2 separate regions of the Homo sapiens genome follow, and region 2 is linked to region 1. A link is an interaction called in ENCODE POLR2A ChIA-PET data of the cell type or tissue named here. Cell type or tissue: Caco-2. All regions are shown on one strand. Links, peaks and the distances in the headings refer to the core of each region. The heading gives the core; the rest is flanking DNA.

Region 1 (2,895 bases), core at 111-2,610:
TGGGTCGTGGTGGCTGTCGGCTGAGCCCTGGCCAGGCTGTGACCAGACACCTGCAGGGGCTCCTCTGTGTGGTCTGGGCTCCCACACAGCCTGGCAGCTGGTTCCATGAGTAAGAGCCCAGAGCCCCCAGCCCAGAGCCCAGAGCCCGGAGCAGGCCAAGTGGGCCGGCTGCAGCCTTCTGCCCTGTGCTCCTCCCCAGCCCGCCATGAAGGCCGTGCATTCAGGCAGCGGGGAGCGGGGCTCCTCTCCACGGGGGGGTTGAGGGGGAAGGCAAAGGTCTGGAAGAACACGCAGGACTGAAAATATTGTTTCGGCCATGTGTGCATTTTTGGCACAATCTACCATATTAGTAGACGCCAGTTCCAAACCTGGAAACTTGAGCCTCTGGACCTAGGTCTCTGGATCCTCAGCACGGACCAAGCCGCATCTGGGGAGCGCCTGCCGGGGAGCCAAGCCCGCAGGAGGGGCAGGTGCTGGCGGGGGCCGTCACTGCAGTCCTCATATGGTTAGGCCGGGGAATGATATTTCCTCTCCACCTCTCTCGGTGGACCCTAAATCCAAGAGAGAAGACATCTTTCTCACGGCAGCCCCATCTCAGGCAGATCCTGTCGTTTGCAGCCTCTGACCTGTGGGAGGAGCCCAGGCCTGCCGGGAGGCGGGTGCACACTCACAGAACGTGCAGCGCAGGTGTGCACTCTAGAGCCCACCTCAGTGCTGAGGTCGACGTCACCCCCGGGCTCTTGGGCCGTGGCCAACGGCAGGTATGTTGCAAATCTGAACAGCATGGTGTTTCTAAATGTGGGACCTTTGCCCCCAAATCCAGACTTCCGGCTTTTCTTTTTTCTATTTTTTTTTTTTTTTGAGACGGAGTGTCGCTCTGTCGCCCAGGCTGGAGTGCAGTGGCGCGATCTCAGCTCACTGTAAGCTCCACCTCCCAGGTTCACGCCATTCTCCTGCCTCAACCTCCTGAGTAGCTGGGACTACAGGCGCCCGCCACTACGCCCGGCTAATTATTTGTATTTTTAGTAGAGACGGGGGTTTCACCGTGTTAGCCAGGATGGTCTCGATCTCCTGACCTCGTGATCCGCCCACCTCGGCCTCCCAAAGTGCTGGGATTACAGGCGTGAGCCGCTGCGCCCGGCCCCAGCTTTTCTTTAAAAGAACAGAAGGTGGAGCAAGGCTGAGTCCACACCCTGCGAGTCAGGAAGTAGCTGCAGCTGTCTGCGGGCCGCCGCCTCGCCCCGCGGGCTCCTGCCTGCTGTGCCACGCCCCTCACTGCTCCCCACCGCGTTGCAGCTGGCGCTCCACCTGCCGCTCACCAGACCAGGGCTGGCAGCCCCTTCCCAGACCTGCCTCTCTGTGATCTCATGTGACCATGGCAGCTGCAGCTGTCTGTGGGCTGCACACCCGGGCACGGTGGCAAGCTCCCGGGATGGGGGATGATGAGCAACCCTCAGATGGCCCCACAGTGTGCCAGGTATCGCCCTTACACACCTGTAAGGGCGTCACCTCATTTCATTCTCATGACAGCTCTCTGGGGGGGGGCATCATCACTATCACCTTACAGATAAGGAAGCTCAGGCACCAAGAGGTTAGATAACTTGCTCCAGGTCACATAGGGACGATGAGCGTTGCAGGTGTGTGCAGGTGTGCATAGGTGTGTTCCAGTGTGTGCAGGTATGCCCATGTGTGTGCAGGTGTGCTCCAGTGTGTGCAGGTGTGCTCAGGTGTGCGCAGAGGTTCCCAGGTGTGTGCAGGTGTGCCCAGGTGTGTGCCGATGTGCCTAGGTGTCTGCAGGTGTGCTCAGGTGTGTTGAGTGCCAGGCACGAGGAGCCGAGGCCCTTCCACATGTCTTACCCCAGGCTCCAGCGGCCCAGTTCCAGGGTGGGAGGTCTGCCAAGGCCTCATGGCCGCCTGCTCAGGATGGGGGAGGGCACCTTCCCCTTCTTGGCCATCTGCCCAGTCCTCTCGGGGTTGGGGGCTGTGCTGGAGGGGGCGGGCAAGGACGTGCCTACGCTGTCATCTGGTGGCTGCCTCCCAGGAACTAGGGAATTCCAGGTTCCTGTCCAGAGTCCACCCGCAGGCTCCTGACACCAGTGGCTCCCCCAGGCCCAGAGGACGCAGGCTGCTGAGGGGCTGCAGCCCATCAGGGTCCCTGCCTGAGCCCCGCTGTCAGGCAGGCATCCCACAGGAGCACCCTGGGCTCTGCTGCCTTCCCGCGGTTTCCTGTTGTGGGCAGGGCCACAGGGGCTGTTGGGGAAATTCAAGGCCTGGGACCTGGGAACTTCCAGCCTGGGGAGGGAGACGGGCGAGGGCCAGGAGCGGGTTTCAGGAAGTGACCAGTGCCCTGGGAGAGGGAGAGTGGCCGCAGGTGGCTGCTTCCCACAGGCCCCATGGAAAGGACATCTGAGCTGAGGCCTGAGGATGGGAGAACCCTCATGTGTGAAAATGGGGAAGTGGGCGGGAGGTGGGGAGGTGGGCAAGTCGGCAAGTCACAGGGCGTGGGGTAGGAGCTTGAGCGTCACCGTCGGGAAGAGGCCGTGTGGTCAGGGAGGGAGGAGGGTGGCTGCCGTTGGCAGCTGTCAGATGGGACTCGCAGGCAGGTTTCGGACAGGTTTCCTTTCCCAGGCCATCTGCGAGAACAGAGACGAGGGCTTGGATCAGTTTCTGTCTGAGTTGGCGCCTTCCCAGGCTGGCTGTTGGCTCTGCTCCCTTCTGGGACCTGTTGGGATGAGCAGATCAGGGAGTATTTTGAGCCGAAAGGTACGTGGGGAAACTGGGACTGACAGCGAATTCCCTGTCTGCGTTTGCCCACATGAGTTTTTCTTTGTGCTCTTGTGCTCTCAGGAATTCAGCCTCTGAATCCCTCCTGGGCCTGGGGTGGAGCAGGGTGAA
Region 2 (2,895 bases), core at 199-2,698, 300 kb after region 1:
GCACACTCGGGAGGTGGGAGGAGCGGGCACCGGGGCACACTCGGGAGGTGGGAGGAGCGGGCACCGGGGCACACTCGGGAGGTGGGAGGAGCGGGCACCGGGGCACACTCGGGAGGTGGGAGGAGCGGGCACCGTGGGCACACTCGGGGAGGTGGGAGGAGCGGGCACCGTGGGCACACTCGGGGAGGTGGGAGGAGCGGGCACCGTGGGCACACTCGGGGAGGTGGGAGGAGCGGGCACCGTGGGCACACTCGGGAGGTGGGAGGAGTGGGCACCGTGGGCACACTCGGGAGGTGGGAGGAGCGGGCACCGGGGCACACTCGGGAGGTGGGAGGAGCGGGCACCGTGGGCACACTCGGGGAGGTGGGAGGAGTGGGCACCGTGGGCACACTCGGGAGGTGGGAGGTAGCGGGCACCGTGGGCACACTCGGGAGGTGGGAGGTAGCGGGCACCGTGGGCACACTCGGGGAGGTGGGAGGTAGCGGGCACCGTGGGCACACTCGGGAGGTGGGAGGAGCGGGCACCGGGGCACACTCGGGAGGTGGGAGGAGCGGGCACCGTGGGCACACTCGGGAGGTGGGAGGAGTGGGCACCGTGGGCACACTCGGGGAGGTGGGAGGAGTGGGCACCGTGGGCACACTCGGGAGGTGGGAGGAGCGGGCACCGGGGCATACTCGGGAGGTGGGAGGAGCGGGCACCGTGGGCACACTCGGGAGGTGGGAGGAGCGGGCACCGTGGGCACACTCGGGAGGTGGGAGGAGCGGGCACCGTGGGCACACTCGGGAGGTGGGAGGAGTGGGCACCGTGGGCACACTCGGGGAGGTGGGAGGAGTGGGCACCGTGGGCACACTCGGAGAGGTGGGAGGAGTGGGCACCGTGGGCACACTCGGGAGGTGGGAGGTAGCGGGCACCGTGGGCACACTCGGGGAGGTGGGAGGAGCGGGCACCGGGGCACACTCGGGAGGTGGGAGGAGCGGGCACCGTGGGCACACTCGGGAGGTGGGAGGAGTGGGCACCGTGGGCACACTCGGGGAGGTGGGAGGAGTGGGCACCGTGGGCACACTCGGGAGGTGGGAGGAGGGGCACCGTGGGCACACTCGGGGAGGTGGGAGGAGTGGGCACCGTGGGCACACTCGGGAGGTGGGAGGAGCGGGCACCGTGGGCACACTCGGGAGGTGGGAGGAGCGGGCACCGTGGGCACACTCGGGGAGGTAGGAGGAGTGGGCACCGGGGCATCTGCAGTGCATTGGGCAGGCCCGTCCCGGCCCTTCCACAGTGGCACGGGGGCCTGGATCCTTCCCCAGAGTTTCGAGATGTGAGAGGGGAGAGGAGCGGGAGGGACAGCAGCTGAGCACACAAAGGAAGAGGTGGGAGGGGCAAGAGGAGGACAGAGCTGTTGGTGACGGTGGGGACCAGGCGAGAGGGGGTGGGGTGGGGGCTGAGGGGTGTGCCGGGGCCATGCCGGCGGCAGGATGGTGGGCACTCACCTGCTGGGCCACCAGCTGCTGAGGGCTCAGGCAGGCGTCCGTGGCTGGGCCTCGAGGGCTCTTTGCGACCTTCACGGAGCACAGAATAGGGAGGAGGGACCTTCAATGTGCAGTGTGGGCCTGAGCTGTCCACACATTCCCGTCTCCTTACCTCTACGGAGGAAGGGGGTAGGTCTTGAAAGTAGGATAATGACAGCAAGGAGCACAGCAGCCACTGGCCTGACCCCGTGTGGCCATGTGGGAGGGGCACAGTGTGAGCTGCCCCTACCTGCATGTAGGCCTGCACTGGCGCGGTCCCCGTGGCCTTGGGAACCTGAGACATGGGGGATGGCAGAAACAGTGCTTTCCTGGTGGGCCGCGGACGGTGGGCCACGGAGGCTAGGCCACTCTCCTGGCGGGCTGCAGTGGTAGGCTGCTCTTGGCTGTTGGCCGGTTGGCTGCTAGGCCTGAACTGTGACTTGCTGGGTATTCATCTATGAACTCAAAGGACAGGCCTTAGAGAAAGAGCTGGAAGACGGCAGAGCCATGGAGGGGCGGCCAACCCCTCCTTCACCTTTCCAGACATGAGTGTTGCGCATGGCCCTGTGCATTCTAGTTGCTGAGAGACTCTAGGGCGAGTCGGACGGGTCTGGCCCTCCAGGAGCGAGGTCTGCACTGTCAGGAAGGCAGAGCAAGGCTGGCCGCAAGTGGCTCATGCCTGTAATCCCAGCACTTTGGGAGACCGAGGCAGGTGGATCACTTGAGGTCAGGAGTTCGAGACCAGCTTGGCCAACATGCTGAAACCCCATGTCTACTAAAAATACAAAAATTAGCTAGGTGTGGTGGCAGATGCCTGTAATCCCAGCTACTCCGGAGCCTGAGGTGGGAGAATTGCTTGAACCTGGGAGGTGGAGATTGCAGTGAGCCAAGATTGCACCACTGTACTCCCGCCTGGGTGACAGAACGAGACTCTGTCTCAAAAAAAAAAAACAAAAAAGGAAGGCAGAGTGAGTCCACCTGCCAGGTAACAGGCAGGGTCCCGGGTCTGGAAGGCCCACAGCCACCCCCACTCAAACTGTCATAGCCCCCCCCATCAGCCCCGGCTCCAAGGAGATGGTCCTTGTCACTGGGTAGATGCAAACTTGGGCAATCAAGAGGTGGACCCACAGGCTCAGCTGGGCCCGGTCTCCGCAGGAGGAGCCCCCGTCAGGCGGGGGGGAGGGGGGCAGAACCACCCCCACACTCCGCCCAGGTCAGGGTGGCAGCCACGTCTCTGGAGGGTGGCACAAGGCCCTCCCTTGCCAATGACACTGATGGCGTCCACATCATTGTGGGGAGGCGTGGGAAATAAAAAGAAACCACTGTACGGGTGGCAGCGACGAGCCGCACCCGAAGGCGCTCCCCCGTGGGCCCCGCTGCGCTCCTGGAC

Evidence for each region. ChIA-PET counts read pairs that join two places held together with the same protein. Peaks named below come from ENCODE experiments on the same cell type or tissue, not always from the same donor. Only the 100,000 strongest peaks of a DNase experiment are listed, where the experiment ranks them.
Region 2: POLR2A ChIA-PET joins it to region 1 with 5 read pairs; 2 of 35 experiments call an interaction of 5 or more read pairs at or near these places.

Annotation. Positions count from the first base shown.
Region 1 is chr12:132,428,845-132,431,739 of GRCh38, reverse strand. It overlaps LOC105370092, which reads left to right. Exons shown (of 4, transcript XM_047429966.1): 4 at 1-2,895. Among named protein-coding and RNA genes, the nearest start is that of MUC8, 44 kb to the left of the region's middle. RefSeq lists a silencer at 1,132-1,301 and an enhancer at 2,531-2,895. In Caco-2, for the core only: no CTCF peak of the experiment used is centred there; DNase peaks (open chromatin) are centred at 699 and 1,239; H3K4me3 peaks cover 1,352 bases.
Region 2 is chr12:132,132,964-132,135,858 of GRCh38, reverse strand. No RefSeq gene overlaps it. Among named protein-coding and RNA genes, the nearest start is that of DDX51, 9.9 kb to the left of the region's middle. In Caco-2, for the core only: a CTCF peak has its summit at 1,714; DNase peaks (open chromatin) are centred at 1,354 and 1,665.